2 separate regions of the Mus musculus genome follow, and region 2 is linked to region 1. A link is a loop called in an ENCODE intact Hi-C map of the cell type or tissue named here. Cell type or tissue: gastrocnemius. All regions are shown on one strand. Links, peaks and the distances in the headings refer to the core of each region. The heading gives the core; the rest is flanking DNA.

What was found. Peaks named below come from ENCODE experiments on the same cell type or tissue, not always from the same donor. Only the 100,000 strongest peaks of a DNase experiment are listed, where the experiment ranks them.
Region 2: a loop joins it to region 1, with 8 times the contacts of the local background. A loop is called at or near these places in 16 of 42 quality-filtered maps.

Annotation. Positions count from the first base shown.
Region 1 is chr2:169,055,392-169,066,681 of GRCm38, reverse strand. No RefSeq gene overlaps it. Among named protein-coding and RNA genes, the nearest start is that of Gm52536, 18 kb to the left of the region's middle. In gastrocnemius, for the core only: a CTCF peak has its summit at 8,664 (motif pointing left); DNase peaks (open chromatin) are centred at 2,096 and 4,939; H3K4me3 peaks cover 586 bases; H3K27ac peaks cover 309 bases.
Region 2 is chr2:170,095,151-170,106,440 of GRCm38, reverse strand. No RefSeq gene overlaps it. Among named protein-coding and RNA genes, the nearest start is that of A630075F10Rik, 30 kb to the right of the region's middle. In gastrocnemius, for the core only: CTCF peaks have their summits at 2,369 (motif pointing right), 4,285 (motif pointing left) and 5,064 (motif pointing right); DNase peaks (open chromatin) are centred at 2,392, 4,304 and 5,077; H3K4me3 peaks cover 222 bases.

The DNA.
Region 1 (11,290 bases), core at 1,092-9,091:
GAACAAGCATGCATTTAAATCAGCCATTATGAACGTATATCCTGTGTGCTGTCATGCATAACTTCTATAGCCAGGGCAGACATTACCAATCAATTGTGACTCTTTCTCCTTCGATGCTCTCATAACTTCAGAAGCCTTCATTGCAGGAAGTGGGGAGATGGCCTAGCTGTAGAAGCACAAGAACCTGAGTTAATTCCCAAACACACACACTGTAATGAGTCAGATGTGTTTGTAATCCCAGTGCTCAGGGGCAGCCATAGGGGGATCCCTGGGGCTCTCTGGCTGGCCAGCCTGCCCTATTTGGTGAGCATCATCCTAGTGAGAGATTCTGTCTCAAAAAAAAAATGAGCACAACATATATACTTGTAAATCTATACATATGTGTGTACACAGAGAGAGACAAAAAAAATCCCCCAAATCCCCCAACCCAGGGCTGCGGAAAGATGCTCCTACGTCATTTAGATCAGGATGGACTCCAAACCCTTCCTCTGCTGACTCTCCTCCTCACTCATTTCCATATCGTATATAACTCATTCTCTTCTCCCACCCCACCTAGCTTGCAGACTTGTGTTAATCAGGCCTTGGTTTTTAGATCTGCCACTGGCCATTTCTTCCCTCACAATGAGTTTATCGGGGCTATAATCACAGACCACAAGCTTTGTAGCCAGCCAGGTTTACCTCAGGCTAACCAGCTACTCACTACAACCCTCTTCCAGGAATGAGAAGAAACCCCCACTGTATGCCCATCTGTGTACGAAGAGATAGATGTCTTACGTTAGGATGGCCACATGTATGCCAACTAAGTTGTCACTGCCCCTTCCCATGTTGGCTGAATAAGTTATTCATCCCAGTGAACTCTGGGGAATCTGCAAAAGTTTTCTTGACACAGAACCCAGACAACCATTAAAAATCCGGCCACCTTTCATACACGGTGAACAAGGATTGCAGGCCCTGCTTCATGAAGCCATGGAAATTCCCATTCTAAAACCACATAGCTCAGCAGTGTAAACCAGGAGACATAGGAGACACAGGCCCCTTTCCCCTTCAACTCTTCATTTCCATCGTGACCCCTTAGAGAGTCTCAGAACGAGTGTGGATTCCAAACTCTGCACACGAAAGGGAACTAAGCAGCCAGCTGCACGCATCTGTCCCACTGTGCGTGGCACATGACTGAGCCTGATAGGACATGTGGCCCAGTCTCCGGGGTCCTGGGCAGCGTAAACCATATTAATCCATGTCCTACTCTATGTTAAGGAGATCTTACAGAAATAGAGCTCACAGCCTGTCACATCACGTTACATCAAAGCACGATGTCACGTCATCATTTTTTAAAGAATTAGCTTTAATTTGTGGTGCTGCCGCCATGCCACAGAACGCTTCGTTCTCCCCTGGGTATTCCGAGTTTGACAGTGATGACTTAATTCCCAAACTTTGGCAGATGGAAACGCAGCAAACAGTGGCCTGAAACAGACATTTGCAAGCTGGAGAGATGGCTCCGCAGTTAAGAGAGCTGGCTGCTCTTGCAGAGGACGCAGGTTCAAATCCCAGCACCCACATGACAACTCATAACCATGCAGAGCTCTGGTTCTAAGCAATCTGATGCTGACTTCTGGCCTCCACAAGCACCATATACATGGGAGTAGAAAAACACTCATAAAATAAAATGTCTCAGGGTGCTACTGATGTGAACAGACACCATGACCAAGGCAACTCTCATAAGGACAACATTTAATTGGGGCTGGTTTACAGGTTCAAAGGTTCAGTCCATTATCATCAAGGTGGGAGCATGGCAGCATTTGGGCAGGCATGGTGCAGGAGGAGCTGGGAGTTCTACATCTTCATCTGAAGGCTGCTAGCAGAAGACTTCCTTCCAGGCAGTTAGGATGAGGGTCTTAAAGCCCAAACCCACAGGGACACACCTACTCCAACAAGGCCACACTTTCTAATAGTGCCACCCCCTGGATCAAACACATGCGCGCCATCACATAAAACAAGTGAACCTTTTCTAAAAATAACCCTAGACATCCTCTACAACACAAGAGCTGCTCATGGGCCAGCGGGGCGCCATGCTGTGCCATGCGGCAATGCGTACGCCCTTTAGATGCTCCACTTAGACCCTCGGCCACCCCCAAGGGGACAGTGAGGAGCCAGTGAGATGTGACCATCTGGCATTAAGAGCCAGATTTAAGCCCCAAATTTATGGAAAAAGTCCAGCAATAGTGGCCCCACCTACGGTCCTAGCACTGGGAAGAGACAGAATTCAGGCCTGAAGACTCTGTTCCAAAAGCCAAGGTAGATGGATCCTGAAGGAAAAAGACAACCAATGTTATCCTTTGCCTCACTGTCTACCCACATATGCACACACACACATACATGCATGCACACACACACACACACACATGCACACACACACACATGCACACATGCTCTCACACACACACACACATGCACATATTCTCATACATACACACGCACACACACATGCACATACCTACACACACACACACACACACACACATGCACACATGCTCACACACACATGCATGCACATGCACACACATGCACACATTCTCATACATACACACGCGCACACACATGCACATACCCACACACACATGCACACATGCTCACACCTGCACACACACAGGCATGAGTAAGCACACTGAATGTGATCCCCTTTGTTCAGTCCTTCCATCTGCAAAGGAAGACTTAGGGCTTTTTGATTGGTTGGTTGGTTGGTTGGTTGGTTGGTTGGTTGGTTGGTTGATTGATTAGTTGGTTGGTTTGGTTTTGGTGTTTTGAGACAGTCTCTGTATTTAGATCAGGCTGGCCTCAAATTCAGAGACTGCCCTGCCTCTGACTCCTGCATTCGGGGATAAAGGGCACCCCAGCTAATAGATGGGAAATTCTTTGACCTGTGGACATGTTTGACTTGGAGCAGGCAAGGATGGGAACTGCATTGTGTTCCTCTGAGCGTGACCAGCAAACTCAGTACAGCAAACAGGGCTGGGGGCCGGGGGAGGGGGGAGGGCAGCTCCCTCTGCAGTGCACAAGCAAGAGCAACATCTGTGGCCTCTGCTCACCGAGTGCCAGCAGCACCCCTAGCCCCAGAGACAACTCTCCACAAGGGAGCATCTCTGTTTCTATGCTCAGCCTGTGGCCTGGATCCTCTTGTCTCTGCCTTCCAAGCGCTGGGATGTCAAGAGCGTCTGACTTGTTACAGTGTGGGTTCTGAGGATTGAACTCGGGGTCCTGTGCTTCTACAGCACACTCTCCACCAGCTGAGCCATCTGCCTACTGCCTGGAAGCTGTGTGAGCATAGGAGGAAGGGAAGGAGGGAGGGACGGAGGGAGGGAGGGAGGAAGGTACCCACATGGGGCCAGCAAGGCCCAATCTCAAACTCCTGGCAGGTCTGCTGGAACCACGAAGAGTTCACTCTGCCACCTCATCTAGACCTCCTCTCTTGTCACACACTCAGTGGGTCCCCAGAACTTAGTGCATAGCTCCCTAAGTTCCCCCTTCCCCTTCTCTTTCTCCCTCCTGAGCAAGTCTCTCTGGGCTTCTCACCCTGTCTTGCTGGCGTGTGGTAACAGAGTTCTTCTCCATCAAGCCAGGGATTCTTCTCGTCCCTAGGTGCCACAAGCCCTTCTCTCCTGAATAAAAATAACGTCTCCTAGGAGCATGACTGTCCCCGACTGAGTGCCAAGGGTCACAAATCTCACCTTCCCGGCTTCCCTGCTGGGGTGTGACATCATGGGTTTTCTGCAGCCTGTGAGGTACCAGCCCAGGAGGCATGTAGTGCTTGAATCCCTGGCCATCAGTGCATGGATGTATTTGTAACCTCATTTGCTCTGTTTCTGTTGGGGAAAATCTTTCTGTCTGTCATTGCCAGACACCAGCGATCAAGACCTAACGGACCCAGCACCATCTTTCTGGAACGTTCTACCTCTCTCCCCAGTGGCAGCATCGGCTGCTCTCCCTGACCTTCGCGGCTACCCAGTGATGATCCCTCATCTTAGAACATCCACATTGGCCCACCAATCCTCACTGCCCTCCAGAGAGCCTCTGGCCTCACCTTCAGCAGAAAGTCACACAGCAGCCTACACGGAGACTCTGCCCTGCAGGTCTAAAGCCAACAATTGATTTGCTGAATTTTTGTATAAAAAGAGAAAGCAAAGAGGGTCTTTGCCCCAGACCCTCACTTCACTGCCTCACACCCAGTCAAACGCAAGCTGAAACACTGACATGATGGTGATTTTGCCAGTCCCAGGTCCATCTGGCAAAGAGATCTATTGATGAGATTCTACGGAGTCACAGTAGGCCATATTTCAACTGTACAAATGTCACCTCTGGGCTTTGCTTATGAAATCAAAAAAAAAAATCTTACTTTTTTGGCATGTCGGTTAAAGAAAAAAAAAGGACTGAAAACGTAATTCACTGATTCTTCATGTATGCTTGCCTTAGGTTATTATCATCGAGAACTTTCCAGAACATTTTGCACTAATAATGACATCCCCCACCAGCAGCCCCTGCAAGAGACGAATGAAGGCTCTTTTAAAAACTTTAGCTATTGCTGTCTTGTTAAACACATTCCTGGTACCTCGGGACCAGCCCCCCACGCAGATGAGAACCTCCACAGAGATAAGACAGGCTCTCCCAACAGCAGCAGGGAAAGTGCCCCTAGGTCCCCCGTTCCGTGGGTAGCACAGGTGAAAATCAAAAGCAGTACGTTGGAAAGCAAGCGCTTAGAGACGTGCGCTGTCTAGGAGATCGTGCGGGTAATCAGGACTTTCCAATCATTGCTTCCATGATGACAAGCAACAGCAAGAAAATGCAGGATGTTGATGCCTAATGGGTTTGCCCTTTGCCAGACAAATCCTTTTACCCACCGCGGGAAAGGCAGGATTTGTACGGGCTCCTGGAGAGAGCGCACACTGCCCTCTTGTGGTGACATGTGCTCATGATTTTATAGACTCCGGGAAACGGTAGAACATTACCACCAAAAGTAGATCAACCCCTGAGACAGATGGGAGTTGACAGCTTCCCGCCCTCTTGACCAGGAAACAAGCTGTTTGTTCCTTTGCTCAATAGCTGGGAGAACTCTGCCAAGACGGAAAAAGTCAGTGTAATTCTTCAAATGTTTGAACTCCATCAAACGGACTAAGAAGTGCACAGGAACTGCAGGCAGAACGGGTGAGTTGCAGTCTAACAGGAACTTCCCTCAGATCTTGAGCTGCCAATAAGGTATAAGAAATGGTCAGGTTTGGGACCAGCGAGATGGCTCAGAGGGCAAAGGGTGCTTGCCACCAAGCCTGATGGCCTAGGTTCTACCCCTGGAGCCCAGATGAAGAAAAGAACCCATGCCTGCAATTTGTCCTCTGACCTCCATAGCACCCTGTGGCCTGTGTGTTTGTGCATATTTGCGCATCACACACACACACACATACACATGTGCACACACACACATACACACAGGCACAGGCACACACACAGGTACATGCACACACATGCACACACACATACATACACAGGCACATGCACACACACATATACACTCACATGTGCATACACATACACACGCACACACAAGCATGCACACAATAAATAAATAAAATTTTTAAAAAACTTTGATATTCAAAATTAACAAGCCCCCCCACACACACACACACACACAAAAGAAGATGGACACTGAGGAGGGAAGAGGGAGGGGCAGAGTTAGGGATCGAGGGAAGAAATTTGGCTGGAACCCCTGCATTTAACTGGAGGTACAACTGATTTTTACCTCCTAAAAAGGATGCATTTACTATTTTCAACTGTCTTCATCTACCCTGTTACAGGCACATCCTAATTTTTGCTAATTCCCCACAGCCAAGAAAGGGAAACTATTCACTTGGCCCCGGCTCTGGGAACTGTTTCTAAGCCGGTGCTGTGGATCTGCGGAAATGCAAATGTCATTTCTAAATTTAGCGTGAGAAAGCCAGAGAATCAGCATTTCTGTTGATGGAACACCTTCTCGGGAAGTAGCACGTGCGGAAGCAAGCAGGCAACGCTTTTCTCTGACACTTGGAACAGTCCAGCGTCTCCCTGGCCAGCCCTGCCTCCGGGAGGGGCTCCCAGAGGATGCGTACCTGCGCAGACCTGAGGCAAGTCTCCTCTCCTTCCTTCCTCGAACAGCACCAGATTGTGACCCTAAGCAAGGCACTTCCTGGGCCTCACCCTCCTCTCCTCCAAAAGAAACAGAAAAACTTCACATCCTAGAGACACCTACATCCTCCGAATGAATCCAGAGGATGGAGACCATTATTTTCTTCATTGGTACAGCCTCTGCTAAGTTGCTGTGTGTCTGTCAGCAACCCCTCTCCCAGCCTGCAAGTTAGCAAGCCAAATCAAGTCATTAGGAGACACACATACACACACACATAGAAACACACATACAGACACATGTAGAAGCACACATAAACATGTACACACACATACATGCACCCACATACACATGTGCATACACATACACACACATAGAAACACACATACATGCACCCACATAAACATATGCACACACATACACATATAAACACACATGCATACACACACACACACACACACACACACACAAGTAGAAGGGATTGTGTTAGAAGAGATCAGCAAGAATGGGAGGAGCCATGACAGGGTAATGGGTAAACATGATGAAAAAACACTATGCACATGTATGAAAATATTATGAGACCAACTATTATATATAATTAATATATGCTAATTAACTATTTGTATAATTCATATATGCTCATTCTAATGTTTGGAGGTTTTTTCCCCCCATAGGGAAGATTCCTATGCTGGACCAAGCAAGAACATTTGTGATATAGAAAGTATAGTGTAGGATTTAAAGCTAGTCTTGGGGCTGGAGGATGGCATAGCAGTTAAGAGCACTGACTGCTCTTGCTGAGGACCAGGGCTCGGGTCCCAACATACACAGCACAATCTCCTGCTATCCCACCTCCAAGAAACCTAACGCCCTCATTTGCTCTCAGATGCACACACACACATGCGTGCACACGCACACACACCAAATAAATAGTGAAGTACATCTGAACAATTAAAAACTTAAAATCTTGATGACTGTAAATATAAGGACACAGTGGCCTCAGGCCACTCCTTAGCCCACTGCCTGCCCTCTCTGGTCAGCTCCTTAGCCCACTGCCTGCCCTCAGACCTCCCTCCAGCCTTCTGGAATGCTCCATATTACTGCTCCACCAGCACCATTCTTCATCACTGTCCATTGACACCCTCTAGACACATCGGTGACACCCTTAACTGTCACAGGTCTCCATGCCCCTTCACTTAGTCTGCCACTCTTGGGTTGAGGGCCCAGTTCACGTGGGAAGATCCTCATACTTGGTTTAATACTTTGTGGTCATAGCTGATTCAGATTGTTTTGAGGCCAGAGGGTCTCCGTGAGCACAGGTAAGCCCTGAGCTCACATTCCTCCCCTCTCAGCCGTCTAAGCACTGAGAAGACAGCCTTCCTGCACCACACCAGACTTAGAGTCCTAAGCAAGTGTCAATCACTCTCACTTCTCCAGGGCCCTACAAGCCATAAGCCCATCTTTATAACCCAGACTTGGCAACTGTCAATGTCGGAGGGGAGAGCGGTGCGGGGAAGGGGGTTGCCCTGATTTCTCCATTAGGGTGGGAGACAGTACTGCCTTAGTTTTGTCTGGTCTAGCAACAGCCATTTCTGTAATTGCAAAAAATGTTCTGTCTTTTTGCAGCCCCAGGTGTCAGCCACTAGCCTCTTGTGGCCACAGAGCACAAGACACATAGCCAGGGAAACTCGTGGACTGGAATGTATATTGTAATTATAATTAATGTCCATTAAAACTAAGATAGCCATGGGCTAGAGAGATATCTCAGCAGTTAGGAGCACTGGGTGCTCTCTCAGAGACCAGTATTGCATGTTCAGTTCCTAGCACCCGTATCAGGCAGCTCACAATTATCACTCAGATGAGTTACTGCCCTATTGCTGTGATGAGACACCATGACCAAAACAACTCTTTTAAAAGAAAGCATCTTAACTGGGGGCATAGTTATCACGGCAGGGAGCAGACAGGCATAGTCCTGGGGTGTAGCTGAGACCCACAGGCAGAAAAAGAGACTAGGCCTGGTGTGGGCCACTGAAACTTCAAAGCCCACTCCCAATGATTCACCTCCTCCAACAAGGCCGCACTTCCTAATCCTTCCCAAACAGTTCCACTAACCCTAGACTACGCATGCAAGAATCTGAGCCTAGAGGGGACCATTCTCATTCAAAGCACTACACCTTCTGGTCTCCACAGGCACCCGAATGCTTGTGCAAATATTTACACAGAGACAAATAAATAATAAATAAATAAATAAATAAATAAATAAAGGAAGAATCTTTTAAAGAAGTGACATTGTCTCACGTAGCTGGTAGCTACTATAGTGTGCAGTCTTACCCATAATGCTCCGCACAGCAATTTAGGTACACCCAGATGAGAAGAGCTGCTTCGAAGGAGTTCCCCAGGAGCAAAAGAAATGGGTCAAGGGTTGTGAACACTGGCTTCTCTTACCAAGAACCTGGGCTCAATTCTCAGGACACCCATGGCACCTCACAACCTTCAGTAACTCTGGTTTCACGGGATCTGCCGCCCTCTTCTGGCCTCTGCTGGCATTGCACACACATGATCCATATTCTTACATGCAGGCAAAACACCCCTACCCATAAAATAAAAGTAATAAGTGTTTTTAAAATGTGTGTGTGTGTGTGTGTGTGTGTGTGTGTGTGTGTGTGTGTGTGTGAAAATCTTCCCAGCATCAATCACGTTGGTACTTTGATATATCCCAGAGTCTTTCAACTCTTCCAGGTCAAATAATAGCAATATAACCACCATTTCTAAAAGAATTTCATTGCCCAGAAAAATGTCCCAGCCACCACGAATGAAGGAAGCATTTTTAAAACCACATCTAATCTAGTCACATTCTAGGGGAGGAAGACACGTTTCTGCTAACACTTGGTTCCTATATTTTTGACTCTTGAGAGGTCAGGCGTGAGAGATACCTACTCCAACAGCTCAAACAGTCTCAGACAGCTGTGCAGCATCCAATGTTGGGTGATCTAGACCCCCCTGGCAGAGCTGCAGAGGTGTCTGGGAGAATTCTCTGCAGCAGGCAACAAGCAGTAAGTTCTTATAGTGTATTTTTATGATATTTTTATTTTCAGGGTGTGTGTGTGTGTGTGTGTGTGTGTGTGTGTGTGTGTGCAATAGACATATGTGTAACAACACGCTTGTAGAAGCCAGAGGGCAATTTGCAGGAATGGGTCTTCTCCTTCCACCATCTGAGTCCCAGGGACCGAACTTCTCTCATGAATTTGGCCACAGTCACCCTTACTGGCTGGTTTTGTGTGTCAACTTGACACAGGCTGAAGTTATCACAGAGAAAGGAGCTTCAGTTGGGGAAATGCCTCCACAAGATCCAGCTGTGGGGCATTTTCTCAATTAGTGATCAGGGGGGAGGTTGCCTTGTGGGTGGTGCCATCTCTGGGCTGGTAGTCTTCTATAAGAGAGCAGGCTGAGCAAGCCAGGAAAAGCAAACCAGTAAAGAACATCCCTCCATGGCTTCTGCATCAGCTCCTGCTTTCTGACCTGCTTGAGTTCCAGTCCTGACTTCCTTGGTGATGAACAGCAGAATGGAAGTGTAAGCTGCATAAACCCTTTCTTCCCTAACTTGCTTCTTGTCTGTGCAGGAATAGAAACCCTGACTAAGACACCTGCTGAGCCACCTTATTACGCCCAATCCATATTTTTTTCAAGCACCTGATTTGCTACCATCTCTCAGGCTTGTGATATCCCCAACGACCAAAAGCCTCCATCTCACTTGACTTGAATGGGTTCTGGGCCGATGGCGAGCACAGCTTGGGTCTGGACACTGCTCCCCTGGTGAGCCTCCACTCGGGACACTTCCCAATCAACTACTGGCAGACATGCTCCTCCCACTGACACCTTCCTCACCAGCATCACACACATCCTTGTAAGACATGGCAGGACCCAGGACCTGCACCGCCGAGCCCTGAACACACACAGGGCTCAGCTCGCTGGAAGCCATCTGGCAACAGACTGAATTGCCGGGCTTTCTGTCTCTGTCATTTACAGAGACTTCAAACCCTTGCTATAAAATTTAAGCTTTTCAGCCATGAACACGTGAAGATTCCTTTCTGGAAGCACATTTGGCTTGGAGTTATTCCTACAAACTGGCAAATCGATTGTGGTTTTCCTGCCCATCTCTACAAAATCAATTCAAAACAAGAAAGGTGCCCGGCCACAAAACACCCATCCCCAAGGCCCAAACTACAGCCCAGGGCCTAGGAAACTGGCCATCTGCTCTCCCAGCCTCCTTTGCGGCATGGACCAGCCATGTGATCTGGTTGTGACTTAAAAGCTACAACAAACTGCGTTCTGGGAGCTGGGGAAATAGCTCAGTGAACAGAGTGTTTGCACATATGCGGTCCTGAGTTTGATTCCCAGAGCCACAGAAGGAGGCTGGACGTATGTGAGGGTGTACATTTCTTCTTCTCTTGCTTCCGCGCAGGGAATCACTTCTGTGGGAGGTGGCCCAGGGACAACACACAGGGAGGTGAGAAGTGAAGCAATGAAAGGGAAGAGAACCAACACCATTTCATACGGACTCTGTCCCTCAGGGGACACACCTTAGGGTTGCCCGCTGAGGGGCAAGTGAACTGGGGCACTATGCCATCCACACCTTCCCATCACAGTTGAGAACTGATCTTGCCTACTGCTCCGGGCATGCGCAGCCTGCAAGAGATCTGAGGCAGTGTCTCTGGCTCTTTCCTGTTACTGTGACGTAATCAAAAGCAACATGGGGGAGCGAGGGAGGGTAGCGTTCTGGCTCACGGTTCAAGAGCTCACACACAGACCATCCCTGTGAGGAAGTCAAGTAGGGCAGGCGGGAGCTTGAAGCAGCTGTCCACCCTGCGTCCACAATCAGGAAGTGGAGATCAGCAGACGCACATTGCAGCTCAACCTCCTCTCTCCGCAAATATGGTCCAGGATCCTATCCAGGAAATGACATCACTCTCCGTGAGAAGGTCTTCCCACCTCAACTAGCAAAACCACGACAATTCCCCTAGTGTGATCTCCCAGGTGACTAAATTCTGTCAAGTTGATAATGGACACTAACCATCACAGACAGAGTCTCAGCTACTATGAGCATTCAGACAGTGACCTCGGTTAATGAGCTGGCATGGAGGTACAAAGGGT
Region 2 (11,290 bases), core at 1,562-9,561, 1.0 Mb before region 1:
ACCCACAGGGGCCCAAGCTGGAGGAGCTTCATGGCGACCCCGGATGGGTGCTCCTGACTACGGCTCTCCAGCCCACCCTTTTTGTTTACTTTAAAAGACTTATTTATAATTACATCACGTGCATGTGAATACCCGATGCGGGCAGTGGGCATTGGATCCTTTGAGGCAGCTGGGATCTGCCCTGTGTGGTTGCTGGCAATTGAACTCCAGGTCCTCTGGAAAAGCCGTAAGTGCTTTTAACCACTGAGCCAAAGTTTCTCAAGTCCTTAATTATGTGCATGTGACTGCGGGTGCCACAGAGGCCAGAGCGTATTCCGTAGAGCAGCAAGCACTCTGAAGGGTTGAGCTCTCTCCACCACGAGAAATGGAGAGGGTTAGAACTCACTTTGAGCAGGGAGAGGGGGAGGGTTTTTATTTTTATTTTTTTCCTTGTTATTTTCATCTTTTAGGGTGTGGAGCACGTGCACACACCCACACACACCCACACACACACACCCCTTACTGAGTTACCCTGCTCTCCAGCTCTTGCCTGTCCACAGTCTAGTCTGACTTTCCCAGTGGTCCGAACAGGGGGTGTTCTGTGTGATAATTAGCACCATGACTTCAGCCCACTCTACATAATGCAGTGCTCCATCTGCATTGACCTTTGTCGTTGTTGCCCCAGAATAGCAAAATTGTTAGAAATTCGGCTTGTCAGGTTTCACTAGACCTGCTGGGTCAGGCACCACGTGGGTGGGGCAGCACCTAGGTCCTTTGCAGGCAGGGACTGGGTTGTCCTAGGATCGGATCCTTCCTGAGGACAGCCATGGACTGGACTCCAAACGGAGCAGAGAGCAGCTGTCTAGATCATAAAGGTGAACAATGTCATCCTGCAGTTAGCTCAAACATACACATCTTTGAAAACTTGCCCTGGTTGTCAGTTGTGGGTGCGGGGGCAAGGGAATGGTCTTTGCTCCTGCTGGAGCCATTGGTGGTGACACTTAATAGTTTTAAGGGAAGAGCCTGCAGATCTTGTTTTGCTATTTCCCCCAGCGGCATCAGAAACCCAGTTTAATTTAGAAAAAGAACAAACCAGGCTGAGAAGGTTGCCAGAGTACTTGCTTAGAGCGTTAAGCCCTGGCAGGGGAGAGCTATGGTGGGCATGTCCAACATACATTGTTATTAGACCGAAGGAGGCTTTGTCTCCTTGATGGCGTCCTTGATGGCATCCTTGATGGCGTGCCTATGTCAACAGCAGGCATTCCAACAGCGTCATTCACTCCGGTCTGCTCACTACCTGTTAGGATGCCTCCACCTTCTGCCTAGCAGTGGAAGCGGGCAAGTTGTCCTGTGGCGGCTCATCCCCAGAATCCCAGCGTGTGGGAGGTGGAGGCAAAAGGACCGGGAGTTTAAGCCTGGTCTGTCTCAAAAAGACAACAGACCAGCCAGCCACCAATAAAAACCCCAGTAGATGGTCCTGGAGGGGAAAACTTTCTAACCCTGAGAGGAGGAGCCTCTGGTCCTCCATGCAGCAGTGTGAGAGTTGAACCTGTCTCTTCTGCTCTACCATGCCTCCTCCTGTCTGTCACTTAAAAAGATGATCCCAGGGTTCTGTTCCGAGTACCCTGCAGCTCACAAGCCAAGGGTTGATGCCCGCCTGCATGAGGGCTTTGTATGTATGTATGTATGTATGTATGTATGTATGTATGTATGCATGTGCACCTGTGTGCGTGGTGCTTGAGGCCTGAAGAGAGCATGCGATCCCTTGGAACTAGAGTCACAGATGGTTGTGAGCCACCACGAGTGGGTGCTAGAAGCTGAGCTCTTCCTCCGGAAGAACAGCCAGTGCTCATGACCACAGAGCCATCTCTCCATCCTGTAGGGCTTGGTGTGTGCACGTGTGTGTGTGTGTGTGTGTGTGTGTGTGTTTGCCAGGTATGGTGGCTTAAGCCTTTAATTCCAGCATCCAGAAGGCAGAGGCAGGTGGATCTCTGAGTTCAAGACTAGCCAGGTCTATAGCTCTAGTTCCAGTACAGCCGGGGCTGTACAAAGAAACCCTGTCTCAATTCACCCCCCCCACCCCAATTTAAAATTTGTTTTAATCTCTTTTTTTGGGGAGGGGGGCAGGGTCTTAATGCAACTCAGGGTGGCCTTAGACTATCATGTAGCTGGGGACAATCTTTATTGGCCTCCACCTTGACTGATGGTTGTGGCTCAGTTGCTATCTTATTCTGTCCAAATTAATACACTCAAATCTTACAACTGTGATACAGGGTTGTGTTTTAAGTTTCCCTATGTGTCTGACATTTTTGCTAATACGTATCAATCTCGTAAGTTTAGGAACGGGCCAAAAATCTTTCAGTCCAAGTGAACGGAAGCTTCAAACCTTTGCCACACGGTGGCGCTGGCATCAGGCACATGGCACTCTGTGGCTGCTCCTTCCTGGTGCTGAGAGTTCTGTGTGACCAGAGTGATGTGGCTTTGGGTTTTCGAGAGGATGCACAGTGGCTCTGGCAGCCAATCCTGTCCGCGAGTAGTATTTTTCACAGCCCTTGCCATCCTGATGAAATTGCTCTCAATAAAAAAAATCTACCAAGTCAAATAGTCTGTCAATGGTTCAAATCCCCCAATAGTACTGAAGTCTGGATAGTGGAAAATAAGGATCTACATTCACCCTTCCTCCACTGCCTTTTCTCCTGATTGGATGACTGTACGAGCTTGTGTGGTGTGTGTTTGTGAGTGTATGGGAGAGTGTGTGAATGAATGTGTGTGTGCATGTATGTGCATGTGTGCTTGTGTGTGGTGGTGACCTTTGCAGAGCTTCAACTCGTGTCTAGTCACTCTTGCGTTTGAATCTTCTCCATTTCAAAGGCACTTGGTGAGGTGGTAGAAGGATTCGGGAGGATCAGGAGGTCAAGGTCAAGGTCAAGGTCAAGGTTGGCTACTGAGCATCTTTGAAGCCAGCCAGTGCTACACTGCTGTTTGTCCCAAAACCAACTCCCATTCTCACACACAAAATGCCAAGCAAACCGAACAACAACCAAAAACAGCTTAGTTGGCGAGTGCCTGGTAACAGGCAAACCCTAGGTCCCATCCTCAGAACCACATTCTCTGGGTTTGGAGTTGTGTGGTATAAAGGGTTATCATCTGAGCCAGACCACTGCCATGTTCAAGAGTTCAGCTCAGCACAACAAACTTGAAGCTTTTGGGCCTCAAACTCCCCGCATAGGCATTACACAAGCCTCTACCTCCCGGGTGCTGGGATTACAGGCATGCACTGTGTTGCTAAAATTCCTTCCTTTTGGGAAAATTCCTTCACTACTCCTGAGGACCCAATGACAAACCAAGGTGTGATTCCAACAAAGTTCACCCCGAGGGTGAGGGATTAACAACAGGTGTGTGGGTGATCTTAAACAGCCACACTGGACGGTCTGCACCTAGCAGGGATGAAGGCTACCAAGGGGCCACATAGACTGAGCCCTGTTGCAGAATCCTTTCCCACCACCTCCTAGCTCGCTAACCCCATGGACAGTTAGAGCAGAATAACATACAGCTAGTTGGGCAGGGTGTATATGCCAGTGTGGGTGTCATGCCAGTGTGGGTGTCACGAGCCTCCCTGTTCTGTCCTTCTAAGAGGAAATGTCTAGAGTCAACAAGCCCAGCTGTGATGGTCTTCGGCTGTGAGTGATGGCACATGACTCTAATCCCCAGCCTTCAGCGTCAGCCTGGGCTACCAAGACTTGAGCCTTTGTCTCAAAACCTAGACAGAGCGAGAGGAATGGTGCAGAGCTTAAGAGTGTGAGACACTCTGGTAGAGGGCTTGGGTTTGATTCCCAGCACCCACGTCGCAGCTCCCAACCACTGGTGGCTTCCATTCCAGGCGACCCAATGTTCTTCTCTGGCCTTTGTGTACACTGGGCAAGCAAGCAGTGCACAGGCACATGCAGGCAAAACACATATGCATAAAATAAAAACAAGTTGGGCTGGCAAGATGGCTCAGTGGTTAAGAGCGCCGACTGCTCTTCCGAAGGTCCCAAGTTCAAATCCCAGCAACCACATGGTGGCTCACAACCATCCGTAATGAAATCTGATGCCCTCTTCTGGAGTATCTGAAGACAGCTACAGTGTACTTACATATAATAAATAAATAAATAAATAAATAAATAAATAAATAAATAAATAAATAAATCTTTAAAAAAAATAAATAAAAACAAGTTTACAAAAACCCGTCCGTTATTTTCTGTTAAGGCAGCTCTTTAAAAGAGAAAAGGAAATTACATCTTCGTTGGGGGTGAATGCCAGGGCCTGTGAGCGGGAGCCAGAGCACCCCCTGCAGGGGACAGTTCTCTCCTTAAGAACAACCAGTGCTCTTCTTCAGATGCTCTTCTCTTCAGAAGCCCGGAGTTTGGGGTTCAGCTCCAGGGCACCGGGTCCCTGTGGTCTCCTTGGGTACATGCACACATGTGCACATACCCGCATGCAGATACCTATATATAAAAATATTAAAAGCAATCCTGAAAACTGCCCCCCCCTCCCACCCCAAATATAGCAAATGTTTCCTGAACTTTTATTTGTGCCCAGCAACCTCGGATGCTTCTGTGCATTTAACACTTGTTTCTTTGACTATTATTATTGTATGTGTACATAGGGTGCCTTGCGTAGGTACATGTGGCACGGTACCCTGGAGGTCACAGGGCAAGCTTTTGAAGATGGCTCTCTATTTTCACTTTTATGTGGGCTCTGGGGAGTCTCTCTTAGTTCATCAGGCACGTGGGGCAGGCACTTCTTACTCTCCAAACAATCTGGCTGACTCCTTGCTTTCCATTTTTTATATCTGAACCTCACAGAGTATGGCGTCCTCTGCTCCTTGGTACGTATCGGGAAACTTAAGGTCCAGGGTCAAATTATGACCTCGGCAATGAAGTCAGGATACACTGAAGGGAAGTCCTCGTCAGGTTGGGTTACTTTTCGCTGGAGAATTCTGGAAGGTCAGGGTTTGGTTGTAAAGGAAGCAGATGAGGGCAACTTCCTGACTTGGTGTAGCAGAGAAGCTCTGTCCCCCGTTCCTCGTGCAGGTTACGCAGCTTTTGGCCACACGGGGGCAGCGTTTGCTAAGGAGAGCAACCGGTTGCAAGTTGGAGACAAAGGCCAGAAGAGCAACCTAGAAGAGCTGTCCCTGGGATTCTGACCAGGTTCAGGAAACGAACCAGCATCCCTCGGCTGTGGGATACAGACCGATACAGACCAGGTCTGGCCCGAGGCTATCAAATGGAAGGTTCTGATCTGTGAAGCTGTGGAGACAGAGTTCACAGCAGACTCATTTTGGGGAGACTGCCAAGGATGCCCTGAGAACTTTGTCACAGGCAGAGTATGCTTTTTGCTCTGGTGTAATTATTTCAAAGAGAATGAAAGACTTAATTTTGTATTGGGGCAGTCCTTCACAGATTTCCACAATTCGTTGACCAACGGCACTGAACAGTTTAGTGTCGTCGCAGAATGCCATATTTTGATTTTGCCAGAGGAGGGAGGTTATTAAAAAAATATAGCAACAGAATTATATTAGTGTTAACTATTACCATTCACAAAAGGGGAACAAGGCAGCCTGGAAATGCCACCAAACGTCATTAAATAGTGAAAGGCATAAAAGCAAAATACGGGAGAGGTGGTTTAGTGGAAGAAGTCACGTGGCTATTGCAGAGGACCTGAGCTCAGTTCCACTCACCCTGGGAAGCTCACAGCTGCCGGTAACTCCAGCTCCGGCGGATCTGACACCCACATTTGGCTTCCAAAAACACCTGAACTCATGTGCACATACACACATGCATGCATATAATTCAAAATAATAAAAATAAAAACTATAACTCCATTTACAAGAAGTCACATCTGACCCCAAATCTCTGAGATTCTCTCTCTCTCTCTCTCTCTCTCTCTCTCTCTCTCTCTCTCTCTCTCTCTCTCTCTCTCTCTCTCTCTCTCTTTTGGTTTTCAAGACAGGGTTTCTCTGTGTAGCCCTGGCTGTCCTGGAACTCACTCTCTAGACCCGGCTGGCCTCGAACTCAGAAATCTGCCTGCCTCTGCTTCCCAAGTGCTAGGATTAAAGGCGTGCACCACCACTGCCCAGCAAGCTCTGAGATTCTTATCTATGACCCACTAAAACGGACCTGGACTTAGCCCTGGCTCCACTTACACTACCCCCTGAGCAGCTGAGTGCCAGTCTAGCACGTGCCCTGGTTCTCAACCTTCCTAATGCACTGACTCTTGAAAATTCTCCATGTGGTGACCCCAGCCATAAAACTATTTTCATTGTTACTTCATAACTGCAATTTTGCTAGTGTTATGAATTGTAATGTGAATTTCTGATAAGCAGAATTATCTATTATGCGGCCCCTGATAAAAGATTGTTCAACAGCCCGAAAAGGGTCTCGACCCACAGGTTGAAAACGGCTGCTGTAGGGAAAGACTGGACTGCAGAAGAGAGGAGGTCACTTAATTTCCTTCTTTCTGGTTTTTATTTTATTATAAGTCCAGGGAAATGATCATTGGCTGGTCTTGGTTACACAGCTGATGGCTGAACTAGTCATGGTATCCCGGAAGATGGCGCACCCTGATTGGTTGGGCCAGATTGCTTATCTTTGTCCATCCTCAGGAAATGAGCCACCCCCAACATTTATCTATTGGGACTATGAGGAGTGGATCCCAAAGGAAATCCCAAAGGGCTGTTACTAAAAGATTAGAGAAAGCAGGAGAGGTGGCTCATTGGCTAAGAGCACTGCCTGCTTATGGGTAAGACCAAGTTCCTAGCACCTGTCAGGCAGCTCAGAACTGCCGGGATGTAATTACGGCTCCGACTCCGGGACATCCGATGCTTGCTTCTGGCCTCTGCAGACACCTGCATGCTCTTGCACATACACTGACAGATCCATGGACACACATAAGTAAATTAAAAGTACAAAAAGAGAGGGTTGACTAGATGGATCTGCAGGTAAAAGATGCTTGTCTCAAAGTCTGGGGACCTGAGTTTGGGCCATAGGACCCACACGGAGGAAAGGGAATGGTCTCCCGCACAGTCCTCTGGCTTCCACACATGCGCAGTGCCCTCCTCCGCAATAAGGGTATCAGTAAGTAAACGAGGGTCCCTGGAAAGCAGCGCTCCTTGTCCGTTCTTTTTCTCGCAAAGGAACCAGCCATCTCCCAAGCGTCCAGTTGCCTCTCTCCAGAGAAAGAGAAACCAGACACCCACCCTCACTGAGGAATACTGACAGAGTCCCACACTGTCCACAGTTTTCTTCCCCGGGGGTCTCTGCTTTAAAGAGAATGCGAAAAGCAAAGAACACAGGAAGTGGGGAAGGAGGCTTGGGGAGGATGGGAGGAGTTGGAAGGAGCAGAAGGTAGATTTGATCAGGATAAATTGTACACATATATGGGATTCTCAGTTTAAAAAAAAAAAAGCAGTGCGGCACCCTAGCTTTTCAAAAGGAAATGCTGTTAGTGGCAGAGCAGTGGACCACAGAAGGTTGGAGAACCAAAGCTGGGCGTGCTGGCCCATGTCTATAAACAATGTTCAAATGGTCGGTCCAGCCAGGGCTATTCACCAAAACTGTTTTAAAACTGAATGGAGCCGGGCAGTGGTGGTGCACGCCTTTAATCCCAGCACTTGGGAGGCAGAGGCAAGAGGATTTCTGAGTTCGAGGCCAGCCTGGTCTACAGAGTGAGTTCCAGGACAGCCAGGGCTACGCAGAGAAACCCTGTCTCGAAAAACAAAAACAAAAAAGGAATGGGGGGGGGTGCTGGAGAGATGGCTCAGCAGTTAAGAGCACTGACTGCTCTTCTGAAGGTCCTGAGTTCAAACCCAGCAACCACATGGTGGCTCACAACCATCTGTAATGAGATCTGACACCTTCTGATGTGTCTGCTTATAGCTACAGTGTACTTACATATCATAATAAGTAAATCTTTGTGCCGGAGCGAGTAGGGCAGAGTGAACAGAGGTCCTGAGTTCAATTCCCAGCAACCACTTGATGGCTCACAACCATCTCTATAGCTATAGTGTACTCATTCATATACATAAGATAAATAAATCATAAAAAACAGTGAATGGAGGGATGTAGCTCAGTGGTAGAGTACTTGCCCAGCATGAAGGAGATCCTGAGTTTGATCCACCATTGCCTAAACTATGGTAGTGCCCCAGTTCGTAAGACCATGTCTCAAACAACAAGCTGGAGTTGGGGGAACATAGCAGGATTCTTGGAACCCTCTGGCTGGCACCCTCAAACCAAACAGCAGATGCACAGAAATCTGTGCTCTCTTTAGTGATAGTCATTAAATTCTTGCTTGGTTACATGGCCAGGAGATATGATGACTGTCTTTCATAATTACTAATAGGAGACTTATTTTAATTTTTAAAGACATGCAGTTCTAGATGGCCTTCGGTTCACTGTGTAGAACCGGCTGGTCTGGAACTCAGAAAGATTCGTCCTCTCTGCCACCACACCCAGCGTGAGGCAGTGCTGGGATGGAAACCAGGTCTTTACACATCCAAGGCGAAGCATTTTACAGATGAAGCCACACCTCCCAGCCTTCACCCTTAGGTTTTTAGGGCAGGACAGGTTGAATATACTACATGTAAGTTGCGCAGCTATGAACTGCCTGCGTGCAGTCTTGAACCTTCGTTGTTTGCTCTTAGCTGTAGCCCTGACAGATCCCTGGTGCTGGCTCTGCAGCTGTGCCCTTTACAGCTCTCTGGGGCAAGGTGGTCCTGATGCTGTACGGTGCTGTGGCAGCAGAGCATCCCTTTGTTGTTCTCTGCTATGGAAGGGCCCAGCATCCAGCGACAGCTTTGGACAGCCTTTAGTTTGGCTGGCTGAAGACAGACTCTTCCCTGTCCTGTGTACTTTGGAACTTCAAACTTCCAAAAACTATGAGATTAGATTCCTTTAAAAAAGATTTATCCTAATGTATGAGTGTTTCACCTAAATGAATGCATGCATACCACATACGTGCAGTGCCGTGGAGGCCAGAAGAGGGCGTTAGATCCCCGAGATTGGAGGCTCAGAGGGTTGTAAGCCACCCAGTGGGTGCTGGCAACCAAATGTAGGTTGCCCTGGAAGAGCAGTCGGGGCTTTTAACCACTGAGCCATCTTCCCTTCCCTGAGAGAATCCCACTGAGGCAACCTGTTAGCCATGGGAAGCACACAGAGGTACTCACTCTGAGGCATTAAGGAAGCCAGGCATGGTGGCGCACACCTTTAGTTCCAAAAATGACCAAAAAGTCAGGCACAGAGGCAGGTAGATCACTGTGAGTTTGAGGCCAGCCCAGTGGACATAGTCCAGGTTAGCCACTGCCATATGGTGAGACCTTGTCTCAAAGGGGAAAAAAAAGGACAAAGACTTTTGGGGTTTTTCCCTTCTGTTCCTTCAAGTGGCCTGAGACTCGGCTGGGGCTCTGTGTGGGCTGCGCGCCAAGGCCTCAGTTTATCTACACCCTAAGCTTCTTTAACACAGACTTGCGTGCACACACACACACCCACACCCACACACACCCATGACAGGCCTGTCTCTGCATGGTGACATAGGCCTTGCTGTCTGCTGTCAGCTGCCTCAACTGACTGGGAACCCTGGCCTCCCCGCTGACAAGGGCTGACATAAATGGCTCCTGTTTCCAGGGGTGCAGGGCCAGGGTCATGATTTTCTGTTGAAGAAAGAGTTTCAGGGTTTGATAAATGACTGTTTAATGCTGACGCCCGCTCTGGCTAATCAGCAGCCTAACAATCAGTGTAATTAGAGAGGATTTGGGGACCGAGGCCCTGCAATCCTCTCAGGGTTCTGCCCTGCTAGCCCTTCCCAGGGCTTTCATGTGGGAGGAAGCAAGGTGGCGCCACGCAAAGGAGGTATCTTGGATACCGGGGGCCTTGTGGGGTGCAGCAGACAGACCAGCATGTAGATGGCTTTGTGGCACCAAGTGGGGAGTGGCTGAGGAGGCCTATAAGTCATATGACATGGGGCATCCAGGCCTCAGGAACGTAAAAGGGCAGCCATTGTACAGTGGGTAGCCCCGCAGTCCCACAGGCGCTACGGATTTGGGTGTATGTTAAATGTGTAAAGAACATAGCATTCACTGTCATAACTGTCCGAAGTGTACAGTTTTGTAAGTGACATTACTCATATGTTAGAGTCTATGTATATGTGCTTCCCTCTGTGATGTTGGTATTTGAATCCGGGCTCTTCCTTGATCATGTCAGGCAAGTGTTCCCGACCACTGAGCTATATCTCCAGCCCCGTGTTTGCTTTTTATTTTGAGAGAGCATCCCATCAAGTTGCCCAGGTGGGCCTTGAACTTGAAATCCCCTTGCCTCAGCTGCAAAGTAACTGGGGTTCAGGCCTCCTCCACTTGTCCATCCTGAAGCCTAATGACTTCACATCTCAAGCTATTATAAATGATCACAAACTGCTATATTTTATACAATATGAATCTACTATCAGAGACTGCCCAGTCTCTTCATTTTGAAGTCAGAACTTACTTATGTATCTGAGTACTTGAGACAGGGCCTTACTGTATCACCCTGGCTGACCTGGAACTTGCTATGTAGACCAGGCAAGCCTTGAGCTCCTAGAGGGCTGCTTGCTTCTGCCTCTCAAGTGCTGGGATTAAAGACACCGGCCATCTCTCTTGGCTGTTATGGAGTGAGTGTTTCTCTGTGCAGTCCAGACTGGTCTTGCATGCTCTGTGTCGCCTGGCTGGCCTAGATCTCGATTTTCATCTCTTAACGTCTAAGTACTGGATTTACAAGTCTTTGCCCTGTGCCTGGCTCTGGATCCGGGCTTTGGCAAACGTTTCTGCTGTCTCAGAGATGAGAGACAGATGTACAAATACTTCCTCATACCCTTCCCCTAAGAGTAAGCTTCAGGCTGATCAATCCAGAGCGATGGGCTGAGTATGAAGCTTAGAAAGCCATGTATAAGACCCTGAGAAAAATGTATTTGTGTGCCAGGAAGCGGCGGTGCACACCTTTAGTCCCAGTGCTTGGGAGGCAGAGGCAGGTGGATCTCTGTGAATTCATGCTCAGCAGAGTCAGGAGGTGGAGGCAGGAGGATTGCCACAAGTTAGAGCCCAGCCTGAACACATTGTGAGTTTCAGCTAGTCAGAAGTCAGGGCTTGCATAGTGAGACCCTCTATTAATGTGTGTGTGTGTGTGTGTGTGTGTGTGTGTGTGTGATATATATGTATGTGCATTATATGTATATATTCCGTATCTGCTTTCTGCTTTAGTGTCTGTACTATTTATGTGATGCAATGCCCTCACCAAAGCAACCG